Regions from separate parts of the Homo sapiens genome. Here all the other regions are linked to region 1. The links are chromatin contacts, found by Hi-C or POLR2A ChIA-PET in ENCODE. All regions are on one chromosome and are shown on one strand. The core of a region is the stretch at or near the end of the contact, and the rest is flanking DNA. Distances in the headings are between cores, read along the strand shown. Region 1 overlaps RASAL2 (RAS protein activator like 2). Region 2 overlaps CRYZL2P-SEC16B (CRYZL2P-SEC16B readthrough). Region 3 has its middle 18 kb from the start of CRYZL2P-SEC16B.

Region 1 (2,624 bases), core at 47-2,546:
GACAACATATGTTCATAAAACACTGTGCTTGAAAAGCAATGCCCTAATGTTACATCACAGGGCAAAAAGTAATTACAAAAGTTTATATTAAAGACAAAATAATCAAGTATAAAAATCTGTGTAAAGGCAAATATTTTATGTTTTATTATAGGCTAAGGGATAGCAAGGCACCACAATGTTAAAAAATTTATAAAATAAAAATTTTAAATAAAAATACCATTCATCTGTTTTTAATAAGCTAGGAAAATACCTTTATTACCTTATTTCAGGGGCAGAACACCTCCATCCAGCTCAAGCTTTAAGAACCATGGTTTAGGATGCCATCAAGAGGATAGAGGTAAATAAAACTTAAATACTAGAGTATCAGTGCCTAACGTGTCCACATATTAGAATCATCACACAATCTTAAACGTATTCCTTACTCTTAGATTCTGGCATGTACTACTGTGATATATGGATGGTGTCCATGAGGTAGTGTCCTCAAAAGTCCCTTGGATAGAGAGTAATGTCTAACCACTTTGAACTAAAAATGTTTATTATAAGTTGCTTAAAATACCACACTACTACTTGGAAACAGTAATCATGCCTTTCTCAAAGAAAGATTTATTAAATAATAGAATCACTAAGTACCAGTGACAACTATCATTATTTTACACATATTGTGAGTGATTTATTGCATATTATTCTGCCAGTTGTATAACATCTTCACTAGTATTTACAATATATCTACAGTATGTAAACCATTGCACTAAACATACAACAGGCATGGACTCTGACTTTCCTTTTAAAAAAGCTTGGATCTGGGAAGAAAACCCACAAATGCTGACAGTAACTCTTATGTTCTAACCACCAGATACCACTTTACTTCAGAACAACAAACCACACACATAGCTTTCAAAATACTCTTTAGTTTGACCAAGGTTATGGTTATATACTATGCTAAATTATATGAATCAATATCCCTTAAGATTCAAACTATTTTGACATTTTGGTGACAAAATCTAAAAACATAGATAGAATAGGGTTTCTACTTTGTAAAGGTGAATAAGTAATCATCCTTAAATCCAGAAATTAGAGGCAAAATTTTTTTAAGACATTTCAATGAAAATTCCACATGAGAATGACAGGAAAAATACCTGTGGTTAACTGACTCAAGCTCAGTCACTAAGAACCTGTGTACTCATAAGGATACGGTTTCATAATCATAGATCCAGAGTCATTACTCATCTTACTCTTCTCTTTGCTTCCTCACAAAGACAAACTGGCCTTGAGTGTGAGAAACCAAATAAAAACTTGCCTGAGGCAGATAAATCATTCCAGGATGACAATCATCCTGGAAATGCAGACAAATCATACTGTTCATTGTAATCAAGCTACCAGTTGAAAACTCTAGATCACATTGAACTATATTTATATTTTGAGCAGAGGTGTGGGAAATTACTAACTACAGAAGGTATTTGACTAAGACTAAAATTTTATTTACATATATATATAGTGATTGCTAATAGGTACTTGAGGTGATCAAAGTGTGTGTGTGTGTGTGTATATACACACATACACACAGAAATATTTTACTGAATGAATACACGGATATAAAACAATAATAAAGTAGCAGCACCATTACATGTTCAGATAACAAATGGAAAATTTAATGTGACTTAAGGTCACAAAACACCAAATCATTATTCTGGAGGCAGAATACACTGTTTGCAAAATACAAGGGTAAATGCCCAGGCGAAATGAAAACATATGTTCACGTAAAAATTTGTTCATGAATGTTCATAGTAGCATAATTAATAATAGCACAAATGTGGAAACAACCCAAATGTCCACCAAATGATGAATGTATAAATGAAATATAGTATATCCATACAATAGAAAGTCAGTGATAAAAAGAAAGTACTGCTGCTATAACATGGAGGAGCCATGAAACCATTATGCTAAGTAAAAGAAGCTAGACACAAAATGTCACATATTGTAAAATTCCATTTATATAGCATCTATAAGCAAATCTATAGAGACAGTATATTACTGATTGCCTAGGTCTGATGGATGGGACCTTTAAGGGTAAACAGGAATTGCCTGCTAATAGGTATTTGGTGTAATGAAAATGTTCTAAAATTGTGGTGTGCTTGTACAGCTTTGTAAAAATACTAAAAATAAACTGTACAAAAGAATATTATGATTCCACTTATATGAGGTACTTGGGAATCGAATTCATAGAGACAGAAAGTAGAATGGTGGTTACCAGGGCCTAGGGTGAGGCAAGAATGGGGAGTTAGTGTTTAATGGGTACAGAGTTTCAGTATGTGAAGATAAAATAGTCTGGAGATGGATGATGGTGATGGTTGAACAACAATGTGAAGCTACTTATGCCACTGAACTGTACACCTAAAAATGGTTAAAGTGGTAAATTTTTTGGTATGTGCATGCTATCACAATAAAAAAGTAATTGAATTGTGTGTATTAAGTAGATGAAATACGTTATGTAAGTTATATCTCAAAAAAGCTGTTAAACAAAAATAAATAAGGTGTGTATGCAAGTATATGTAAAAGTAAGAATATTAAAGTTACCACCACATTGGTAAACTCCAAGTCTATACTCGTAAACCACTGGCTCTGTT
Region 2 (2,624 bases), core at 45-2,544, 210 kb after region 1:
ATTGAGACTGCTATAGCTTCCCAGGTTGTGATGGTGAAATCTTATGTTTACTTTCCTGTGCTTTGAGTATAACACCTTACCTCTCTACCTGCATATGGAGAGGAGGAGGGGCACCTAAATCCTCAGCTCCGAAAGCTGTTGGAATAGCCTGTCGATCAGTGTTTTCTCATCTCCATGGTGTTGTGTTTTACAGATAACCTAATCTTTAAACAATATGTTTTTAGGAATGGACTTTTCTGGGACAGTATTGGAGACAGGCACAGATGTCAGGACAGTTAAAGAGGTAAATTAATTGAAGTCTAGGGAATCAATGTATATGTAGCTATGAAAAATATGCTAACTTCATTTGTAGCCAAAGGGTCTTGCTTCTACTGGCTTTTGCCTGCAGACACCAAAGGGAAACCTAACTAGAAAGGTAAGAAACAAAATTCTTTCTGGGGAAAGGAAGTAATTGGAAGTTCCTGGCTTCATTAAACTTTTCATTATGAATAAAAGGCGGCACCTCAGTCTTTAACCAAGAGGACAGAGAATTTGATTCTCTTGTGAAATTAAGAGTGGGCTTCTAATTCAAATCAACCTTTCCCTTACTCTCTCTCTTCGTCTCAAATGTGCTCACTCAAATTGGCTTCACAGCCTGGTGGTGGTATTGAGAGAGTTATTATTTTATTTACTAAACAGTAACTCTGAATAATTAAGACCAACCTGTGTCTTATGGAGTCAGAGATGTGCATTTTTTTTTCTTTTTTGATTAATTCAGGAAAAGGAATGCAAGGTCATACATTTGCACATATCCTTAATGGTATGTTTCCTTTAGGGAGATAGAGTTATTGGCACAAGAAACTTTAATTGTATGGCTGAAGAATGCGTCACTGACCAGAAGGTATCTGTACCACTCAAGATTAATGGTTGAAGATGTTTTTTCTCCTTTGTTTTTCTTTAATTTCCACCTATCCCTCATTCCTGTCTTCCCCTCTCCCTCTTTTTCTTTGTATTTATTTGGTCATGTCTTGTTTCTCAGCTAAGCACTTCATTTTTTCAAATGTTAAACTCCTTCTCTTCATTAATGTGACAACACTTTGCACAGAGCTTTGTTTGCATTGAGTGTTTTAATGAAGAACAACATTTTGTTTTCTGAGTCCTTGAGCTGGCTGTTCATTTGGACTAGGTAGTTTTAGTAGAAAAGCTGGTTTTGGGCATTGAGCTGGATGTAATGGGCTTCTCCCAGACACAAAGCTTATGAAAGAGATAGCCCTGGGAATGGAGCCAGCCAGGGTAGTCTAGCATGGTTGTGCAGGGTGTGAATGGTGCCCCCTGGTGGTGGACAGTACACAATTGTCCCCACCAGCTTTACTGAGGTAAAACTGACATACCAGACCATTCACCCATCACAGTACAGTGATCTGTGTTCCATTCTCTACCTGTTGGCTCCTTTCTGAGCCAGATGCTAGCCTTGGGGTTTTGAAGTCTGATGCATTCAAGTTCTGAAATCTGCTACAGCTTGCTTAGTTTTGACTTCCACTGGGCTTGGTTATGGGCAAGTGATTCCCTTTACAAATCAGTCACTGAATCAAATCCTAATATTTACTGAGCAGCCTTTACGACTTAGGTACATACACTCAATCTGTAAGTCACTGTTATCTCTTTTTTAGGACCTGTGGCAGATTCCAGAAAAGGTCTCCCTATAAGAAGCTGCTGTCCTCCCTATAACTTATGGCACTGCGATTTTTGCTCTTGAGCATTGGGCCCGTACCCAGCCTGGGTAAGGACTGTGTAGATGACAGAAGGCTAGAAAGTACCCTTCTCTTGATATCAGAAGTGTCCGACAAGGCCATGCCCCACCTCTTCCCTTCCCTTCCCTTCCTTTTGGCTGAGGAAAGGCCAAAGGGAGGTAGCCACTTGAGATTGGGGTTTTTTGACTGTGAGGACATCCTTCTGTCTGAGAGGAGATGATAGGCTGTGAACTTGGCCATTGTGAATTGGAGAAATACCTCTCTCAAATGTGACCGCCCTGGAGATCTCATAAAAGTATTAAAGTGTAGATAGTTGGTTTATTTAAACCCATTTCACTCTGAGTTTATTAGAGGCCTATGGTATTTGTTTCTGTGAGGCCTTGTTGAGTGTGTCAGATGGGACATTTCAGGAGAAAAGGTGCTGAAGTTTGACTCTTTACCTGGAGCATACGTACTACTTCTTGATCTTTTCAGAGAGGTGAGACTCAGAATTGCTTCAGAGAGGTGGGTTTAGTTGAGCAGTGGCCATTACATGCTCATCACCTTGTAACATTGGGCAGTATCTAATATGAGAAGGATTTTAAGATAGAATTTCTGAAGAATAAATTGGAGTGGTAGCTCAAAGGAAGGGTTGCCACTGATATGAGGGAGAGGCTACCTAGAGAGATTCAGGAATATTTTTCCTGGGAGGTCTTCAAAACTGAACCCAATTAGCACTAATCTAGAAGTCACATCCGTAAGCTTACAGGGTGGAGAACAGATGTATATGAAGGTTTGAATGAAACGACCTCTAACATTCTTGCTTTAAAATGTTCTGTTTCTAAAATATTTGTGAAATCATATTACTGGTTGACTTCTGAAGGTTTCTGAAGTAGCATTCATCTTTCTTTGGCA
Region 3 (2,624 bases), core at 49-2,548, 180 kb after region 1:
AAAATCCAAACGCTCGAATATTCTATTTTTGTGTCCAGAGGCTCCAGCCCCTGCACACAGACTCTTCCTCACTCTGAAGGAAAGGAAACTGGGCGGGAGACCTCCCTGTCACAGAGGCCGGAATTGAGGAACCTGTGTCCCTCCAAGGCCTGTTCTCCATACATTCGGCTTCCATTTTAGGAAATGAGGATATAGTGCAGGCTGCTTTGGGATTGGCCTGAGGGTGGAGTTAGTGGTTTAAAAAAAAAAGTGCTCCTTTGACTATTCTCCAGGCAAGCAGCAAGCGCGGAACTAGACTTTAATTAAATTGGGAGGTTTAAACGGCTGCATTAGTATTACACTTCCTCTGGTCATTAAAGTTTACTGCCATCACCTGCTTCTCAGCTAACATGTAGATAAGGACGAGAGGCCTGATTAAGAGTTTTACATTTTGATGTGTGAGCAAAGTGAAAGCTGTAAGTCAGTCATAGCAGTAATAAAACAGCAGTTACCTAGGAAGATAAAGCCCCTCTTCGTACGTTCCACATTAATTTTGTACACTGATCCATACATTTGTCTGTAGTTTCCCCCTCTGCATTGCCTTTATTTAATTAATTTTTTAAATGGACACATAATAATTGTGTATGTTTATAGGATACATAGGAATGCTGCAATACATATAATGTATAGTGATCAGATCAGGATAATTAGCATCTCCATCATCTCAAATATTTATCACTTCTTTGTGTTGGGAACATTCAATAGGCACTGCCTTTAAATGATGGTAAGTGCTAAGGGTGTCCAACCTGGGAACTGGGGTTTGGACCACCACTCTTCCTCTCAATCCAGTGTGGCTCTTCCTCCTTCTGCACTTTACTAGAGATGGCCCTTTTCAAGGACTGTAAGGGACACAGAGAAGGGCAGTCCAGCTTGTGATAGTCACATTTTTAAGCTATTCCTGTTTCCTCTGCCATCCAGCATGGGAAGCAGACCTTAAAAACAGACCTCAGTTTGAAAGGATTTCAAGGGAAGCTGGTAAATGGAGATGGAGGAAGGAAACCGGAAAGGTCCAGTTAAAGAGAGACTGATTCCTATGGCTTTGCTTGTTTATTACTACTCCAAGGTAGCACTGACCCTGGCATAGACAGGTCCTCCTAAAATGCAGATCTTATTAGGGAACCACCATTCCCCTGCTCTTAACCCTTCAGTGGTTCCCCAGTGACCGGAGGATGATGTCTAGGTAGCCCAGTTATGATTTACAAGACTCTTCATGAGCTGGCCCCAGTCTACCGCGAGCTCTCCATGCTGTTCAGCACACCCCCACTACCACGGGGCCAGCCCTACTGCCTTTCTTTCAGTTCCTCAAATATACTGTTTCTTCTCTCCCCCAGCCTTCAAACATGCTCTTTCTCCCTCTGCTCCTAACTCATCCTTCCTTTCATTGGACATTTCTACCCCAGGGAAGCCTTCTGTTACCACCCTGGCTCTGGATTAGGCTTCTCTCCTGTGAACACCCACAAACCTCCTGCTTTACCTACCACGTAACACACTGCTCTGGAATCATTGTGCTTGCTGGCCTGTCTCTCCAACTGAACTGTAAACACATGAGGGCAGCACTAAGCGTTTGCCTTGTCCAGTGTTGTACTCCCAGTAGCTGGCACACAGTAGTGCTCTGCAAGTATTTGTTGAATAAATGGCTACTGTGCAATATGACAATTGAAAGCCCAGTGGTACTTCCCAGATTTACATTCGACATGTTTATTTTAGTTAAGTCACTGCTAAGACACAGGAAGGGCCCTGAATTAGACATGTGTTGTAATTAGGCTGCCCTGACCTCCTCTTCTCCCTTTCACTTTATTCCAAGGCCCTCTCTCATCCCACCTTTTCCACGATGCCTTCTCAGGAATCCTGGTTTGCAGTCATCCGAGTCAGCTTAGGGGCCACTCCCTGTGTGTACATTTACTGGCAAACGTCTGCGTCAGATTTTGTAATTTAAAAAAAATTTTTTTTACTGTTCATTTGAAAATTACTATTAATTATAATTGCTTTTAAATGATTTTACAATTTTGTCTTATCTTTTCCAGGTTTTTCTTGATAGTAGGAAGGATGTTTTCTTTTATTAATCCTGTTGATACCTAATGCTTTTGCAGTACACAATTTGTGTTTAATGAATACACACGAGATAACTTAAACTCTAATTTTTCTTTAGAAATTGAATTTATTATAGTGCCATTGTGGAAATGAATACTAGATCTGTTTGGTGATGTGGCAACTGCACTAAGTTTCTTAAAGGAAACTGTGGTTCCAGGATGGGCTTGGAAGCTGTAGCCCAGAACTATGTGGGCACCGCATCCCTGGTGGGTTGGCAGGAACAGGAAGCCCGCAGCCAGAAAAAACATTGTTCCATGGTGCCCTCTAGTGAGCCAAGGCGCCACCAGGTCAGAAGTCAGGGCCAGAGGCCCTCCAACCTCGGCAGGAAGCAGGATCATCCGGGGAGCCTGACAAAACTGTAGATGTCAGTGCTCCTTCCCAGAATGCCAAGCCAGCAGGGAGATCAAGCCCTTCAATCAGCATCTTCAGGGATCTGATGCACACAGTCCTCAGATCACACTTTGTGAAGTACTGACTAGGTGATGCTCATCAGA

What was found. A loop is a pair of places that touch in the nucleus more often than their neighbours do. ChIA-PET counts read pairs that join two places held with the same protein, here RNA polymerase II (POLR2A). Pooled maps may share reads with other maps.
Region 2: a map of MCF 10A shows a loop between it and region 1 (9-fold over the local background). The contact joins two enhancer-like sites. A Hi-C loop is called at or near these places in 1 of 168 maps with a recorded cell type or tissue (MCF 10A) and 4 of 50 pooled maps. POLR2A ChIA-PET finds 5 or more read pairs at or near these places in 1 of 52 experiments (MCF 10A).
Region 3: a loop to region 1 is called in a map of PC-9, with 9 times the contacts of the local background. The contact joins two enhancer-like sites. A Hi-C loop is called at or near these places in 1 of 168 maps with a recorded cell type or tissue (PC-9) and 4 of 50 pooled maps. POLR2A ChIA-PET finds 5 or more read pairs at or near these places in 4 of 52 experiments (H1, MCF 10A, PC-9 and 1 more).

The regions. Positions count from the first base shown.
Region 1 is chr1:178,237,528-178,240,151 of GRCh38, reverse strand. The region is part of intron 1 of RASAL2 (RAS protein activator like 2); the gene reads right to left. Among named protein-coding and RNA genes, the nearest start is that of RASAL2, 140 kb to the right of the region's middle. Within about 2 kb of position 1,296, at least 7 of the 41 ENCODE cell types and tissues checked have a DNase peak (open chromatin) inside an H3K27ac peak, as active enhancers do.
Region 2 is chr1:178,030,686-178,033,309 of GRCh38, reverse strand. It overlaps CRYZL2P-SEC16B (CRYZL2P-SEC16B readthrough), which reads left to right. Exons shown (of 32, transcript NM_001356506.2): 4 at 225-283; 5 at 815-880; 6 at 1,650-1,759. It also overlaps the pseudogene CRYZL2P. Among named protein-coding and RNA genes, the nearest start is that of CRYZL2P-SEC16B, 6.0 kb to the left of the region's middle. Within about 2 kb of position 1,294, at least 6 of the 41 ENCODE cell types and tissues checked have a DNase peak (open chromatin) inside an H3K27ac peak, as active enhancers do.
Region 3 is chr1:178,055,072-178,057,695 of GRCh38, reverse strand. No RefSeq gene overlaps it. Among named protein-coding and RNA genes, the nearest start is that of CRYZL2P-SEC16B, 18 kb to the right of the region's middle. Within about 2 kb of position 1,298, at least 17 of the 41 ENCODE cell types and tissues checked have a DNase peak (open chromatin) inside an H3K27ac peak, as active enhancers do.